2 separate regions of the Homo sapiens genome follow, and region 1 is linked to region 2. The links are chromatin loops, found by intact Hi-C in ENCODE. Cell type or tissue: psoas muscle. All regions are shown on one strand. Each heading gives the region's core, and the rest is flanking DNA. Links, peaks and the distances in the headings are about the cores only. Region 1 overlaps LINC03036 (long intergenic non-protein coding RNA 3036). Region 2 overlaps LINC03036 (long intergenic non-protein coding RNA 3036).

Region 1 (9,171 bases), core at 443-8,442, 49 kb after region 2:
AATCTGAGATCCAGAGGAGAGAAATAACTTGCCATTTCTGTGTAGCAGGTCACTGGTGGATCAGAAACAGCGATGCTGGCTCTCACTCACTCTGGTCCTTTCCAGCCATGATGCTGCTGCATGGTGACCTCCCTTTGAAGGTGACACTTCTTCAACATGGGGGGCCTGTGGCCTCCAGCTGCAGGCAGCAGCTAGGGGCAGCTGGTGCGATATGCCTTGGACTTCCCCAGCAGATCCCAGGACTCACAGCCCTCAGCCTCAGGGCAGCCTGCAGAGCAGCCACTGTGACTCCCTGGCCAGGACCCCGGACCGGACTTCCCAGGAGCTATCACCTCCCACCCTCCAGCTGGGTCCAGTTACTACACAGAGAGATGAGCCTGGACATTACCTCTGGCCAAGAGACAAGGTGTGGCTGGTTCAACCACAGGCCATGGGTACACCCGCCCAGGCATGTCCAGGCAGTCAGGATTCATCTTCAGGTCGTCAGGGGACATGTGGCGTGCTTTTCCTGTGGCCAGACAATGAATGCTCTTTGGCTCCAGGAAGGGAGCTGTTCCTCACCAAATGTCACAGCAGTGGACACAGGGGCCCTGACGATGAAAGGCATCCTGAAAGGCAAGCCCACCACCCTGAACCTTCCCAGGGAACTGAGGGAAATGGAGAAGTTAAAGGACAGCTGGAGACACCCACCAGGCTGCAGACACACCCCAGGCTGCAGACACACCCACCAGGCTGCAGTCTGCAGAAACAAGAGAGGAAAACCTTAGCAGTCAAGAGAGCTGATGGGTGAAGGGCACCAGCTTTGGAATCTGCTAGCCTGGGTTCCAATTCCCATCAAGTTCTTGCTGGCTGTGTGACCCTGGGTGTGTTGCATTCCCTGTCTTAGCCTCAGCCTCCACATCTATAAAATGGGATTACTCATGATACCTTCCTCCCTGGATAACTGGAATTTAAATGAGGAGCCAGAGGAGAGCTCTTAGCACACTGCTAGGTGGGTTACTTATGGGTTTTTTGTTTGCTGTTTTTGAAACAGGGTCTTGCTAGGCCAGGTGTGGTGGCTCACACCTGTAATCCCAGCACTTTGGGAAGCCGAGGCGGGTGGATCACTTGAGGTCGGGAATTTGAGACCAGCCTGGCCAACATGGTGAAACCCCGTCTCTATTAAAAATACAAAAATTAGCTGGGTGTGGTGGCGCACATCTGTAATCCCAGCTACTTGGGAGGCTGAGGCAGGAGAATTGCATGAACCCAGGAGGCAGAGGTTGCAGTGAGCTGAGATGGTGCCATTGCACTCCAGTGTGGGCAACAGAGGAAGACTCTGTCCCCCTGACCCCCAAAAAAGGAAAAGAAACAGGATCTTGCTATGTTATGCTGGTCTCCAACTCCTGGGCTCAAGTGATCCTCCCATGTAAGCCTCCCAAGAAGCTGGGACTACAGGCATGCACCACCGATGCCTGGCTACCCACTGTTTTTATTATTTACCTAGTGGTGCTGAGAAAGGAGAGATACCACCTAAGTGAATGTAACCACATCATAGACACCCAAAACACCAACTAGTGTGCTCGTCATTTTCTTTTCTTTTTTTTTTCTTTTTTTTTTTTTTTAACAGAGTCTTACTCTGTCACCCAGGCTGGATTGCAGTGGCACAATCTTGGCTCACTGCAACCTCTGCCTCCCAGGCTCAAGCAATTCTCATGTCTCAGCCTCCCAAGTAGCTGGGACTACAGGCGTATGCCACCATGCCTGGCTAATTTTTGTATTTTTAGTAGAGACGGGGTTTCGCCATGTTGGCCAGGCTGGTCTCAAACTCCTGGTCTCAGGTGATCCGCCCACCTTGGCCTCCCAAAGTGCTAGGATTATAGGCATGAGCCACCGCGCCCAGTCAGGTGTGCTAATCATTTTCTAAACTAAATGTATTAGGCACTTCCTGCCTTTTTAAACAGAGTAAATGAAATTTAACATGTTCCCAATAACTCAGAATTGACATTACCAAATTACTACACTCTGCCATCCCACAGTACTATCCGTAGAAGTAGCCGAGTGTATGTCTAACACCACCTCCTCTATCACCACCAACTCAATGGCCTGAGCTGACCATGAGTCATCAAAGAAAATGTTACAAATGTATGTAAAGATTTAATGGGTTCCTAGAAAGGAGCTGACTCTCCTGTATAGCAAAACTACTCAGTAGAACACGGAGAGAGTTACCCAAAGCCTTTTACTCACGCCCAACTTCTCAGCCTCTTCCTAGATGGCTGGGCTTCTGAGGGTCAGATTCGTAGAAAGGGGACCATTATTCTGTTCATCCAACATGACTTTCAACACAGAGAGTGCTTCAAGGTGCTTTGTCTTTTAGATACATGCATAACTACTATCACTGAAATATTAGGTTGGTGCACAAGTAATTGCGGTTTTTGCCAAGAAAAGTAATGGCAAAAACCGCAATTACTTTTGCACCAGTGTAATAATTAGCATCTTCCGCTAATCTTTTTCTAGAAATTTGAGAGAGACTTCAGCTGAGTTAAATTCATGTCTCTGACACTGGGTTTCTCTTTCCAGCCTGTAAAGACCACTTTGAGGATGATGAGACACATCCTGAGCAGAGCCAGCTAGGCGTGGCCCCTTGAAAACAGCCCTTGTTTCCCGATCACATGATCTCAGCTCCTTCTCCAGTGGCACTCATCACATTATTCTGCAGTCACTGAGCTTCTGTCACCCAACAGATATTTGCAAAGTCCCATGATGTACCAGGCACCAGGAGAGCACTGAGGGTCCCTCTTTCCAGAAGCCCCCATCAGTGAAGGGAACAGACAGGTGGCAGCGGTCTGTCCTGCCTTGTGGCCAGGAGGTAGCAAGTACAAAGTCCCTGGGGTCTTGGAGGACAAAGTGACCAGCTCTGCTGCATGGGAAAGGAGGAAGCTTTCCTGAAAAGGGGACACTTGAGCTGAGCCTCGAAGGCCAAAAAGGAGGAAGGGTGCCTGTAATCCCAGCTACTCAGGAACCTGAGGCATGAGAATCACTTGAACCTGGGAGGCGAGGTTGCAGTGAGCTGAGATCGCACCACTGCACTCCAGCCTGGGCAACAGAGTGGGACTCTGTCTCAAAAAAAAGAAGGGAAGGGTATTCCTGGCAGAGGAAGAGGCTTGTGCAAAGGCACAGAGGTGTGAATGTTTGCAGCTTCCGTGGAGCTGAGGCAGAGGCTGAGTCCAGACTGCAAATGTCCCATCAGTGTCCATGCATCACCTTAGAGACAGTCTGGGCAGAATTGGGAAAGGACCCAAGAATCTCCCTCCAGTCCCTTACCTCTTGGCTGGAGCTCATCCCAGGAGACCTGCAGCCCTGCTTTACAATCCAGGAATTGAAGGTTCCACAAAAGCCCGCGAGACAGGTCCCCCCAAGCCCAGGCACATCTTAAAGAGCTTGTGATCGTTTGCTGGAGACTGCACCTGCAGATGACCAACTGGACCACAGAGCGGCAGATCCCCTGGCCTAACAGGCTAAAAATAGTCCCAGTGTAGATTTCCAGACAAGACTGACGCACTCAAACCAAAAAGACTCACAGATTTGCACAGCTGATGAAAACTAAAATATCAACAGGCTCCTCCAGCCTGCAGAGCACCTTACTCAACCAGACAGAGATTTAGCAAGAGATTCGTTTTCTGAGCTCCTGCCAGATCCCGGGAGGAGAGGCCAGAGAGTTTGTTATCATCTCTTAAGTAAACCATGATTCATCCTCATAGCAGAAAAAAGAATGAGGTGGCAGTATATATACTGACTTGGAAAGACTCTAGGACATAGTAAATGATAAAAGCAAACTGCAGAATGTATGGAATCACAGATATACTAAATTAAAAAGTGTGTGTGTGTGTGCGTGTGTATGCATGTGCGTGTGTTCATGTATAAATGCATGGCAAAAAGCCTGGAATTCCTCACAACCACGCCATGCAGTAGTATTGTTATCCATTTAAGCTTTTGTGAGGTTAAGTAACTTGAACATATGGCATAGTAAATATGGCTATTATATCCAGACCATATGGAACTGGATTATGATAACAATCGCTGAGATTTATATAGCAAACTTTTTTTTTAAGAACTGAAGAATACTCACTAAACCCATTCATTTTACTGTGTGCCTGGCACTACTCTTGCCTCTGGAGATAAAGTGATGAAAAAGTACAAGTGAAGTCTCTGCCTTCGTGACACTAACACTCCAGGGTCACCTCCGGGGAGGTAATGATAGAGAGTGGGAGTCAAGGAGATAAAGGAAAATATTATCCTTGTCTATAATGTTTGAATTATTATTATTATTTTTTTTTTTTTTTGAGACAGAGTCTCGCTCTCTCTCCCCGTCTGGAGTGCAGTGGCGCGATCTCGGCTCACTGCAAGCTCCGCCTCCCGGGTTGACACCATTCTCCTTCCTCAGCCTCCGAGTAGCTGGGACTACAGGCACCTGCCACTGCGCCCAGCTAATTTTTTGTATTTTTAGTAGAGACGGGGTTTCACCATGTTAGCCAGGATGGTCTCAATCTCCTGACCTCGTGATCCACCCGCCTCAGCCTCCCAAAATGCTGGGATTACAGGCGTGAGCCACCATGCCCGGCCTGAATTTTTTATAATAGGAATTAATCCACTATTTGAATAATTAAAATTTATTTTTAGTGTTCTCAATGAAAAGGCACCCTTTGCCTTTGAGGACATTTTTTTCTTTTCTTTTCTTTTCTTTTTTCTTTTTTAGAGAGACAAGGTCTCATTATGTTGCCCAGGATGGCCTCAAACTCTGAGGCTCAAGTGATCCTCCTGCCTCAGCCTCCAAGTAGCTAGGACTACAGGCACGTACCACCACACCTGGCTGCCTTTGGCGGTATTCACTCTTCAAGCCTACCACCCAACTACTAAGAGTTGATTTTTAATAACTTTAATTTTGGGGTTGTTTTTATCTTTTTTCCCTTTTTTGAAATGGAGTTTCACTCTGTTACCCAGGCTGGAGTGCATTGGCGTGATCTCGGCTCACTTCAACCTCCACCCACCGGGTTCGAGCAATTTTCCTGCCTCAGCCTCCCGAGTAGCTGGGACTACAGGCGTGCGCCACCACGTGTGGCTAATTTTTGTATTTTTAGTAGAGATGAGGTTTCACCATGTTGTCCAGGCTGGTCTTAAACTCCTGACTTCAAGTGACCCACCTGCCTCAGCCTCCCAACATGCTGGGATTACAGGCGTGAGCCACCGCGCCCGACCATAACTTTAGTTTTAATGACTATAACAGTATGTGCATTCAGAAAAGTGAAATACAGGGAGATGTCATTTGGGGGCACCTTGCTATGCACTGTCTCTATGTTAGACCTTTTCCATACACCATCTTGTCTGATCTTCTGTACAACTACAGCAGGAGTTGAGAACAATAGCTACTTCATAGATCCGTTCTTAAACAGGGGTGACTTTGCCTCCAAGGGACATGTGGTAAAATCTGAAGATGTGTTTGGTGGCCACACTGTGGGGGGCAGGGCGGTTACTACTGGGATCTAATGGAGAAAGGCCAAGGATGCTGCTAAACATCCTACAGTGCACAGCACAGCCCACAACCAAGAATGACCCAACCCAAAACGCCAATGGTGCTGGGGTTGAGAGACCATGTCACAGATGAAGAAACACGTTCGGGGAAATGACTTCCCCCAGGTCACACAGCTAGTGTGGTAAGCAGAATAACGGCCATCCAAACCTGTGAGTACGTTACCTTACATGGTAAAGGGGAATTAAAGCTGGATTAAGGTTGCTAGCCAGCTGATCTTAAAATAGGGAGATGATCCTGGATTATCCAGGAAAGCCCAATGTAATCACAAGGGTCCTTATAAGCAAGCAAGGAGGCAGGAGGGTCTGTGTTAGAGATGAAGAGTGAGAAAGACTCAACCAGCCTCCACTGGCTTTGAAGATGGAGTTGGGTTTGACCCCAAGGCCTAGCTCTTGACCACTACACTAGAAGAAGGGTTGGGGAGGAAGATCAGGGATCTTCTATAACCCCACAGTCCAGGGAGAACCATTGTTAATATTTTGGAATTAGGCCAGGCACAGTAGCTCGATGTGATCCTCCTGCTTTGGCCTCCCAAAGCACTTTGGGAGGCCAAAGCAGGAGGATCACTTGAGCCTAGGAGTTTAAGGCTGCAATGAGCTATGATCATGCCACTGTACTCTAGCCTGGGCAACAAGAGCAAGACCCTGTCTCTAAAATAATAACAATAGTATTTTGGAATTATACCATAGTTACAGATGTATATCATAAGCATTCACCTGTGTCATGAAAAATTAATAGAGGCCAGGCGCGATGGCTCACACCTGTAATCCCAGCACTTTGGGAGGCCGAGGCAGGTGGATCACGAGGTCAGGAGTTCGAGACCAGCTTGGCAAAGATGGTGAAACCCCGTCTCTACTAAAAGTACAAAAATTAGCCGAGCGTGGTGGCAGATGCCTGTAATCCCAGCTACTCAGGAGGCTGAGCGAGAGAACTGCTCGAACCCAGGAGGCGAAGGTTGCAGTGAGCTGACATCGTGCCACTGCACTCCAGGCTGGGCGACAGAGTGAGACTCCGTTTCAAAAATAAAAAAAAATAAAAAATTAATAGAAAGTCTAACTTTAATTGACCATGTGATAGTTTATCATGTGTTTTAGCATCATTTAACTTCTTACGTGGGCATAAGTTGTTTTCAATTCTGTGCTAAAACCACCCTGCAATAACTATTTTTACTGAATTTCTGACTGCATTCGGGGTTATCGCCTTAGATTCCTAGAAGTCGAATCATTGATCCAATAGGAAATGAATATTTGAGGTTGTTAATAGATAATGCTAAATAGCTCTCCAAAAACGTAAGTACAGGAAAGTATCCACTTCATCAAATTCTTCAAAATCTGATAGATTTTTAAAAATCATTTGATAGGTAAAAGAGTATATTAATTTGCCTTTCTTTGGTTATTACAGTAGGTAACCTTTTTCTCGTATATTTACAAATCATTTTTATTTTATCTATGATCATTTGTTCACATTTTTTGCCCACTTTTCTATTTTTGTGTTAATAATTTTCTAATCAGTTTGTGTTTTATGTACATAGCAATATCAACATTAAAGCTAGTAACCCTGTGTTCTTGTATATATGACAAATATATTTTGGAAAATATTTGCCATGCATATTTGTTAGGGGAAAATGTTTGCCATAAATAGTTGTTTGTTGTTGCTTTTTAGCATTTTGTTGTTAATGTTTTATACCTTTTATTTAGGTTTTTTTTGTTGTTGTTGGTGGTGGTTTTTGGGTTATTTGTCTTTTGCATTTTTAGTAGACACAAGGTTTTACTATGTTGCCCAGGCTGGTCTCAAACTCATGACTCAAGCAATCCCCTCGCTTCGGCCTCTCAAAGTGCTGGGATTACAGGTGTAAGCCACCACACCCACCCACTTTTTTTTTTTTTTTTTTTCATATTGTCAGATACTTTTCCCTTTGGGATATCAGCCATCATCTAAATGCTTTGAAAGGCCCTCCTAATTCAGAGATGAGGTAAATATTTACATGTATTTCCTATTAGGTTGTGTGTATGTGTGGAGTTTAACTTCTTAATTTTGACTTTAATTTATAACTTCATTATGATCATGAGATGCCCACCATGAGGGCAAAGTTCCTGCAACTTTTTAAGCTTGTCAACAGATGAAAAGGTCAAATTACCACCCCAGGAAATACACAAGTTTAGGCAAAAGTGAGCCTAAATTTGACACACAGTAACTCGTAAGCATCCATGCTGTGGTCCAGCAAGGCCGTTAGGCATAAAGGGTGAGCAGATCTCAGAAGGACGCCAAACAGCATCTCCTCTCCACAAGCCAAGCCATGTTCAGTGTTTCTCCTTTCACACTGAGAATTCCCCAGTGCTTATCATCAGCACATCCTGATGGTTTTCCTGGACTCCCTCCTCCCACCACACCATGCTCGACCTCACAAAGATGCAAGGGTCCTCGCTGGGGGTCCCTGAGCTCCACTTCCCTGATAATCTCCCACCAACACCAAAAGGAAGGATGAAACTCCTCAAACCCACCCTAAGTGGTGACTAGTGTCTGCCTGGATGGAGAAGCCCAAACAAACATCACCGAAGGTGATGGATTCGAGCCTGGAGCAGCGATTCTCAGTAATTCTCAACTGCAGAGCCCAGTCAGCTGTGAAATGTCATCAGCAATATCCGTGATAATAAAGGGATGGCTGGGCGTGGTGGCTCACACCTGTAATCCCAGCACTTTGGGAGGCCGAGGCGGGCAGACCATGAGGTCAGGAGATCGAGACCATCCTGGCTAACACGGTGAAACCCCATCTCTACTAAAAATACAAAAAATTAGCCAGGCGTGATGGCGGGCGCCTGTAGTCCCAGCTACTCGGGAGGCTGAGGTAGGAGAATGGCGTGAACCCGGGAGGTGGAGCTTGCAGTGAGCCGAGATCGCACCACTGCACTCCACCTTGGGCAACAGAGCAAGACTCCGTCTCAAAAAATAATAATAATAATAATAATAATTATTATTATTATTATTATTATTATTAAGGGATTTGGCTGGGCATGATGGCTCATGCCTGTAGTCCCAGCACTTTGGGAGGTGGAGGCTGGTGGGTTGTTTGAGCCCAGCCTGGGCAATGTGGTAAAACCCCATCTCTACACAAAAACACAAAAAAATTAGCCAGGCTTGGTGGTGTGCACCTGTGGTCCCAGCTACTCAGTAGGCTGAGGTGGGAGGACTGCTTATTACTTGCTTATTAATACTGCTCATGGGTTCTGTTGAACAGACATACCACAGTGTATTTATCCATTCTGCTGATGAATATTTGAGCTATTTCCAGTTTGGGGCAATTAGGAACAATGTTAGTGTGAACACTTTTAACAACCTTATTGAGGTATAATTTATATTACTATAAAATGTACCCATTATAATTGGACTATATACAGCTTTGGCAGGGCACAGTGGCTCACATCTGTAATACCAGCACTTTGGGAGGCTGAGGCGGGTGGACTGCTTGAGCTCAGAAGTTCAAGACTAGCCTGGACAATGTGGTGAAACCCCATCTCTACAAAAAATTCAAAAATTAGTCAGGCATGGTAGTGCACCTGTAGTCCCAGTTACTTGGGAGTCTGAGGTGGAAGGATGACTTGAGCCAG
Region 2 (9,171 bases), core at 338-8,337:
CTCAGGAGGCTGAGGCAGGAGAATCGCTTGAACCCGGGAGGCAGAGGTTGCAGTGAGCCGAGATCACACCACTGCACTCCAGCCTGGCGACAACGCCATCTCAAAAAAAAAAAAAGAAAAAGAAAACATTAGGTCAACTCAAACTGAGAAACATTCTATTCAACACCTGACTGCTCCTCTTCAGAAGTATCCAGGTAATGAAAGGCAAGGAAAGATGGAGAAACTATCACAGATCAGACGAAACTAAGAAACAAGGGCCAGATGTTGTAGCTCACACCTGTAGTCCCAACACGTTGGGAGGCTGAGATGGAAGAATTGCTTGAGGCCAGGATGTTGAGGCTGCAGTGAGCGAAGATGACACCTCTGCACTCCCAGCATCTCAAAAAAAAAAAAAAAAAAAAAGAAAGGAAGGAAAGAAGCTAAGGAGCCATGACAACTAAAAGCAATGTGGGATCCTAGATTAGCAGATTAGCTCCTGGAACAGAAATGGACATTAGTGGTGAAAACTAGAGAAATCTGCATCAAGTCTGTAGTCAGTTAATAGTAATGATATACCGATGATCATTTCTGAGTTTTGATGAATGCAGCATGCTATGTAAGATGGTAACATGAGACTGGGTGGGGGTGGATAGGAACTCTCTGCATAATCTTTGAAACTCTTGGGGAAATCTAAAATTATTTCAAAATTAAAAGTTGTAAAACAAACCCCAAAAACGAAGCAAATGCTTTTTTCCCCCTTAATTTTTAAAAACGCCTTGCCTTCTCATAACAGAGCATCAGGGCAGGCATCTGACAGCCTGGGCTCCACAAGAAAGCCCTCTGCACCTTTCCCTTCCCTCTGCCTGTGGCTTGTGCCTTCCTATCTCGATTGTCCTATGCTCCTTTGGCACTTGTCAGTCCAACCTGCCCATCCTCATCAGCTGCTTTCACCTCCCATGCCCTCTTCCACAGGCGACAAAGCCCATCTTTCAGGAAGAGACAATGCCCCCTTCTCAGACTCCAGGGTTCAGTTCTTAGGAGCTGATCCCATCCCCCATGGTGGGCAGGTCCAGGACCTCACTTGGCCAGTCAGCCCACTACCTCTGCAGCCTGGCTTTTGGGATTGGTTCAGAGATGGGTCCTTTACTCAGGACTTTGAGAGTGAGGACCGGAACTTGTGCTAAAATTACTGGAAAAGAGGCATAGTCTTTCTGTTGGGGTTGCTAAGCAGGTGGAAAATAAACCTGGGACTGGGGTAGGGGGCACCAGGTGAAGAACACCCCCTCTGTCTGAGAGTGAAGCCAGCCACAAGGAAAGCAGAGCTGGGTGACGGAAAGAGATGCAATGACTTTGCTTGAGCCCCTAGGATCCAGCTGTGCCTCAAGCTGGCACCCTCATCAGAACTTTTCTGTTGCATAAACTGGTATTTCCCTTTTTGGTTTAAACCAAAACTCCAGCTGAGTTTCTGTTGCTCACAACCTCCAATGTTAAGCCTCCCCTGGTGGCAAACTGTGAGTCTCTCCTCCTTCACCAGCTCCCACTCCTTTCTTCCCCAGGCCCTGGGACCAACTCTGCCTGAAGCAGGAGGGAAGAACAGGCTCCAGCCAGCCTCCTGGGGTCTGACCCCAAGATAAGGCTGTAAGTGCCAGGAGTTTATTTGGGAGCTACTCCCAGGAAGCATAGCTGAGGCAAAGAGGCAGGAAGGCTGTGTTCCAGAGCAGGTTATTGCCTGGCAAGAGGGGCCCAAGCCTGCTGGGGACCTCCAGGAGATGGCACAGACCACTCATCAGTTACCCTCCTGAAGGGAAGAAACCTGGGGGTAAGGGCATGTGGTGGGGGTGGGGGGTTATACACCAAATTTCATCCATCCTGGGTTGAGGGCTGCTCCTGGAGTCATTGTTCATCTGTTAATGTCTCAGAGCACATGCCCAACAGAGCAGCAGGTGCTTCCAAGAAAAGGACTCACCTGCGTACAATGGAAAGGTGAGTGCACAGGTGAGATGGCCAGGGACCAACAGCTGCTGCGACATCTGTGGACCGTATCAAGGACCCTGGGCTCCTGGTTTCCTGCTTGGTTCTCTAGCCTCTGGGGAGTCCCTCTGGTTCCCCTCCCCAATTCCCAGGCCTGTGCTCTGCCTTCCCATCAACACCCTGGATCTGCTGTGACAGTCACTTGGGACCATGCCCTGTGGACATGGGCACACATTGTTCATATGGACTCCCTGTTCCAGCAGCTCAGGCCCCACCCCCAGCTGGAAACTCCAGTTCCAGGGTGGCCCCTCCAGGTGTCAGTGGAAAAGGCATCTGACAGCAGCATGGTGACTTCCTCTGAAGCCCGACTGCTCATACCCACCTGAAGCCGCACAGCACAGATCATAAAAACCAGGATGGTGCAGGCACACAGACCCTGGGGTTAAACCCCAACTCACCCCTGGCTTGCTGGGCCATTTAACCTGGGAGAATGATAGACCCCAGTGCTCAGGACTGCAGTAAGGTTCCATGAGATGGTGTCTGTGACTCAGCCAGCATGCAGTAGACACTCACTGGACACAGTGGCATCGCTGCCAGATCTTGGAAAGTAGAGAAAGCCCCTGGGATGGTTACAGTAACTCCCAACCCAGAGCCACCTGCTACGGATGGGTTTTTGTTATGGTTCAAATTATGTCTCCCAAAAAGATACATCTTAACCTCCACTACCTTGAAATATGATCTTATTTGAAAATAAGGACGTTGCAGATGAAATGAGGTTAAGACGAGGTCACACTGGAGTAGGGTGGGCCCCTAATCCAATATGACTGGTGTCTTTATAAGAAGAGAAGACACACAAAGACAGACACACAGAGACAAGACAGCCCGGTGAAGACAGAGGCAGAGATTGTGTGATGCCGCCACACACCAAGGAACACTCAGGACTGCCCACAGCCGCCAGAAGCTGGAAGAGCAGGAAGGATCCTCCCCTGCAGGGTTCAGAGGGGGCACGGCCCTGCAGACACCTTGATTTTGGACTTGTAGCCCTTGGAACTGTGAGACAATCAAGTTCTGCTGTTTTAAGCCACCCAGTTTGGAGTACTTGGTTGATATTAGCTCTAGGACACTAAGACAGATTTTCACTGATCTCTTTCCAGGTTTCCAAAGGTAGATTTAACCATTTGAATGGAAACCATGCGCCAGCCACTTTTGTGGGGGGTTTCCCAAAGTGTGTTCTGGAACTGCAGGATGTCGACGGTTGTTGATGGTTGACCTGGAAAAATATGTGAAAAGGGGTTCTGTGGTCGACACGATTTGGATGTGTGTCCAAGCCCAAATCTCATGTCAAATTATAATCCCCAGTGTTGGAGGTGGGGCCAGGTGGGAGGTGACTGGATCACAGGAGCGGATTTCTCATGAATGGTTTAGCGCCATCCCGTCAGTGCAGGTCTCATGATGGTGAGTGCTTACAAGGTCTGATTGTTCAAAGGGGTGCATGACCTCCCCTCTCTCTCTCTTGCTCGTGCTCCCGCCACGTAAGACGCCTGCTCCCATTTTGTCTTTCGCCATGAGTAAAAGCTCCCTGAGGCCCTCCCAGAAGTAGATGCCACCACACTTCCTATACATGCCTGCAGAATCATGAGCCAATTAAGCCTCTTTTCTTGGCGGGGCATGGTGGCTCACGCTTGATATCCCAGCACTTTAGGAGGCTGAGGCGGGTGGATCACCTGAGGTCAGGAGTTCAAGACCAGCCTGGCCAACATGGCAAAACATCGTCTCTACTAAAAATACTAAAATTAGCCGGGCATGGTGGTGCACACCTGTAATCCCAGCTACTCGAGAGGTTGAGGCGCAAGAATCGCTTAAACCCAGGAGGCGGAGGTTGCAGTTAGCTGAGATCACACCACTACACTCCAGCCTGAGAGACACGGTGAGACTCCTTCTAAAAAAAAAAAACAAAAAACTCTTTTCTTATAAATGACCTAGTCTCAGGTATGTATTTGTAGCAATTCGAGAACAGACTAATACAGTGGTCAAGTAATCAGGGAACAGTTGAACAGTTTCTTGCACGACTTCTCAGGGCCTTTAACATGCTAGTGTGTCTTGTGAATACCCATGAGCGGATACAGGAATGGTTGTCCTACTTCTATTTTTTTGTTTTTTTAGTTTTGATTTTTTATTTTGTCCTAAATTTATGTAACCACAGAAGCCTCTTCTCAGAGCCTCTGGTGGGATTTGCCTCTGTAGAGTGGAGCTGGGAAAATCCTGCAAGAGCGAGTCCAGTGGTAACAGAGGAAAAGGCCCATGTTCAGGGAGTTTGGAGCTCCCCATATGGAAGATGCATTTGCCTCCCTGTGGGATAACCTCAGGGCCACTTTAGGTTCATGGGGCTGCAAGCTGGTGCTCTACAGATCTGCAGCAAGAGTGTGACTTCCAGTCCTGTGTTGCACTGAATTCCAGGGACCGCGTGTGTCCCCGTTCCCCTCCCCAGCCACCCCCCACCACCCCCCATACACATAGTTGGCATTTAACCTTGCCAAATATCTTTGGTATGGCAATAGAATGATCTGGCTCCTAAAGAAAGAAGTCAGAGTTCAAAATGCTGAGTCATTCACCACGAGAGCAGTGCCTGAGGAGAAGTAGGTCAGCCTGGGCCGAGCCTCCCCACCCCTCCTTGGCATCAAAAGCACCCAGCACAGTAAAGGCAGCTCACACATGGCCGGGGCTGTTCTACAGGCTCTATCTGTATCCACTCTTTAAAGCCTCATGACAATGCTACAAGGGGTAACTGTGAGTCTCCTGAAATTCCAGATAGGAAACTGAGGCACAAGGAAGGGAGGAGGGATGGACCCCCAGCAACCCGGCCACATCCCTAACCAGAAACAAAGGATGGATCATCCTAGACACTGCAGCAAAAGACAAGAGTTAACCACTCATTCCCCAAACACAGGAGCAGACCCCACCCTTGAGAAGCTTGCACTGATGGAGACAGACAAGCAGCACCCCCACGGCAACAGCAGTGGGCAACAACCTGCTAGGAGGAGGCCCGATGCCATGGGAGTACCAGTAGGGGTACCCCGCCTGGACTTTGGAGGTGGTGGTACTCAGGGAGAGCTTCCTGGAGGAGGCAGTCTCTAAGCCAGGTTCTGAGAACAAGTGGGAGTTAGCCAGGTGAAGTAACTTTAACATGCTAGTGTGCCTTGTGAATACCCATGAGAGGATACAGGAGTGGTTGTTTCAGCCCAAGGATGCACCTGTGCAGAAACTTAGAAGCCAGGAGACAGCAAGGGCCTTTTGGGGAACTTGGGGAGGAACAGAGTAAGAAGCCGAAGCCAGCTGCCATCAAGGAAGCTCTCTGACCCACAGCCACGCTGTAAGTTGGAAAGTCTGGATTCAAATCCTGACTCCATTTATTCCTAGCTGAGTGACCGTGGGCTGTTAAACAACCTTTCTGGGCCTCAGCTTCCATATCTGGAAAATGCAGAAAGGAACAGTACCTTCCACACAGGGCTGTTGTGTGGGTGAAAGGATCTGCTGTGTATCAAGCACTTGGCCTAGGCATAAGGAAGCACTAAGTGGTGTCCACATCGTCATTGGGTAGGAGTCAGCCCAAGCCCTCCAGCAATTCAGCAAGAGTTACACAAAGTTACATTCAGTCCTGCAGAGCAGGTCCAGCTAAGTACAAAGGCAGGCTTGGGGCTTCCAGGAAAGGGGAGAAGCAGCCGGTGAGACCACAGGAACATCCGCCCTCCCCGCCCTGGCCCCAGGCCTCCGGGTTGCCTCCTCCTTCCCAAGGTAAGGCCCTGCCAAGAAATTCCACTGAAATTCCAAGAAAGTTCACTTTGAGTTTCACCCAGTCCCTAAATGGAAACACGCATGCGCACGTGCACACACACATGTGCACACGCACACACAGCATGAGGGGAAACCTAGAGCATCTTTATTTTATCCCCACCATGAAGCGGACTGGTTTGGAAAAGTACCCTGCCTGCCTCTTCATGGGGCTGGGTGTGGTCCTGAGCAAGATGGCAGGAGGTGGACGTGAAACCCATCTCTTCCCCCGCCGTGGGGACATCATTTCTCATTGGGAGTTGGCAGAAGGAGCTGTGATAAGGGGCGTCCTCTCTCCAAGCCTTGGGGATCTGGAAGGGATGCAGGTGATTCCACCCATAAAAAGCATCCTGGCAGATCCCCAAGCTGGGCCACCTGCATCTGCAGCATTTCTCATGAGGCCTCCTCATGTAGATTCATGGAAAACTTGGTAGGGTACTTTTCAGGTGGACATTTGACTATCTTAAGCAGGTGCACCCCTTTAAAATGGGATCTGGAGCCGATTACCCCCACCCTGAGTGAGAAGTGCACCTGATGGGGGAACTTATCACCCGTGGCCTCAGATTGTTAAGCGACAGCTCCAGCCCCTTGATCTTGGTGTGCCCTCGGCTCTCCAGACTGGTAGCTTTCAGGTCAGCAGCAGCCATGGGGAGGAAGTGTGCCTTATTCTGGTTTAGAAAGCACTCTGGTGCTTCAGCTTCTGAGCACCTATCCTTTAAAATGCCCCCTGGTTACAATAAATTGTACAGAAGAAATGTTGTACTTTGCAAAAGAACTTTTTAATCTCATTTAAAAAAATAAAATGACTCGCTGACTCATGAATGCCACCAACCCTCTTAGTAACACCAGGATTTGGAATTGTGCCTCACCTGTCAGCAGAGGAGAGGGGATGCTGAGGAGAAAGGTGAGAAATGTCCAGTGAGGTTCCTGAAGCCTGGACCCCCAAGCACCCCCTCGCTCTGACCTCTGACCCCGCAACACAGGCTGTTCCTGTCCCATTCCACGCTGAAAGAGCTCACTGAACACCTGCCTCATTCACCGCCCTACACCTTGCCTCTGCTTGGCCTTGACAGACACTAAGACAAGTCCCCTCCCATCTGCCTCACGGCCCCCACCTGACCCCCTGCCCCTCCTCTAATCCATCACTGAGATTCATTCCTACAAAGTGCAAGGACACTCACCACCCCAATGCTTGCCTCACACTGGCATTCAAGGGCATCTGCTCCAGGGGCCCAACAGGATCACTGGCGAATGGAAGGTGACAGACAGGGAGCCACACCCGGTTCTCAGGTCCTGTAGGGTTCTCAGGAGCCTGTGAATGGAGGGCAGGGGAGTAGTTCCAAGAAACTGAAAAAGCCCACTGTACAAAAACAAAAAGAGTACTTACTGGAAGTTTCCATTTATATAAAAGTCTAGAAAATGCAAATTAATCTAACAGTTGCCTGGGGTGGGAGGTGGGACAGTAGTGAGCACAGGGGCATGGGGAACCTCTTGGGGGACTGATCTGTTCATTATCTTGACAGCAGTGACAGTTGCATGGTTGTGTACATGTGCCAAAACTCAAATTACACACTTTATGTGCAGTTTATTGAAGTCTATCACACCCCAGTAAAGCTGTTTAAAAACTGATTATGTAGAAGGCAGGTGTGTCTGGAGCTCACAGAAGGGAGGGGATAGTCAGAGATGAGGCCGGAGGAACAGGAGGGACCAGCTCAGTGTGCTTTAGAGACCCCTGGGACTAGGCTTATGAGCAGCGTTGCAGTTTTCTACGATGCAGTAAGAAAGGGACCACAAACCATGTGGCTTAAGTGACAGAAATTTATTGTCTCCATTCAGGAGATGAGAAATCCAAAACCAGAGTGTCATAGTGTCAGAGGCGTTTGAACCAGAGTAACTCCATCTTGAATAGGAGCTGGGTAAAATATGGCTGAGACCTGCTGGGCTGCATTCCCAGGAGGTTAGGCATTCTTAGTCACAGAATGAAATAGAAGGTCAGCACAAGATACAGGTCATAAAGACCTTGCTGATAAAACAGTTTGCATTAAAGAAGCCGGCCAAAACCCACCAAAACCTAGATGGCCACCAGAGGATGACCTCTGGTCGTTCTTGCTGTACTCCCACCAGGGCCATGACAGTTTACGAATGCCATGGCAACGTTAGAAAGTTACCGTATATGCTCTAAAAATGGGAGGCCTGAATCATCTACCCCTTGTTTAGCATATCATCAAGAAATAACCATAAAAATAGGCAACCAGCAGCCCTTGAGGCTGCTGTCTATGGAGTAGCCATTCTTTTAATCCTTTACTTTCCTAATAAACTTACTCTCACATTACAGACTACTTGCCCTGAATTCTTCTTGCGATAGATCCTACAACCCTCTCTTGGGATCTGGATCGGGACCCCTTTCCTGTAACAATAGGATTGGCTCCTTCTGAAGGCTGTGGGGAGAATTCCTTCCAAGCTTCCCTCCTAGCATCTGCGGGGGGCTGGCAATGTGTGGCATTCACCCCATTTCTGCCTTCGTCTTCGTGTGGCCTTCTCCCTGTGTGTGTCTCTGTCCAGATTTCCCCTTTTTATGAGGTTCACCCTAATGCAGAATGGCCTCATCTTAATTACATCTGCAATGATCCTGTTTTCAAATAAAGTCACATTCTGAGGTACTGGGGATTAGGAACAAAACATGTGAATTTGGGGTGGGGTAGAGGAGCACAGTTCAACCTCTAACAGGCCATTTGTGGAATAAAAAAAATAACTGCATAAGAATCGGGGGAGAGTAGGGGAGAGGCAAGTGAGGAGCCCAAGTCCGAATTCTGCTCCGAAACTCCCCCTGGGAGCCTGGGCAGCCCCTTAACTTCTCCGCGCTGCTGATTTTTCTTCTGTGAAATGGGGACTGTGATCTTTGTTTCACTGTTGCCAAGACAGTCCATGCACCCATGAAAAGGGTCCATGTCGGTGTGCTTAGGGCAGGTCCTCTCTGCTCCCACCGAACCCCCAGAAGCTCTCGGTTCCCCCACAGCTTCTGAGCTTGTTCCCCAGGTCAGCCTCTTGCTCATCTGCCACCCCGCAGACACTGGGCACCCCGGGGGAAGAAGGTAAGGTCTCTACCTGTCTCACCTGTCTGTGTGAAGAGACCACCAAACAGGCTTTTTGCGAGCAACAAGGCTGTTTATTTCACCTGGGTGCGGGGGGGCTGAGTCCGAAAAAGGAGTCAGCAAAGGGTGGTGGGATTATCATTAGTTCTTATAGGTTTTGGGATAGGCGGTGGAGTTAGGAGCAATGTTTTTCGGGCAGAGGGTGGCTCTCACAAAGTACATTCTCAAGGGTGGGGAGAATTACAAAGAACCCTCTTAAGGGTGGGGGAGATTACAAAGTACATTGATCAGTTAGGGTGGG

What was found. A loop is a pair of places that touch in the nucleus more often than their neighbours do. Peaks named below come from ENCODE experiments on the same cell type or tissue, not always from the same donor. Only the 100,000 strongest peaks of a DNase experiment are listed, where the experiment ranks them.
Region 1: it touches region 2 in a loop (2.4-fold over the local background); 7 of 110 quality-filtered maps call a loop at or near these places.

Annotation. Positions count from the first base shown.
Region 1 is chr10:119,003,407-119,012,577 of GRCh38, forward strand. The region is part of intron 2 of LINC03036 (long intergenic non-protein coding RNA 3036); the gene reads right to left. Among named protein-coding and RNA genes, the nearest start is that of LINC03036, 22 kb to the right of the region's middle. In psoas muscle, for the core only: no CTCF peak of the experiment used is centred there; a DNase peak (open chromatin) is centred at 3,655; H3K27ac peaks cover 3,517 bases.
Region 2 is chr10:118,954,714-118,963,884 of GRCh38, forward strand. The region is part of intron 2 of LINC03036 (long intergenic non-protein coding RNA 3036); the gene reads right to left. Among named protein-coding and RNA genes, the nearest start is that of LINC03036, 70 kb to the right of the region's middle. RefSeq lists enhancers at 4,232-4,962, 4,963-5,692. In psoas muscle, for the core only: no CTCF peak of the experiment used is centred there; DNase peaks (open chromatin) are centred at 2,188, 4,618 and 5,729; H3K27ac peaks cover 2,539 bases.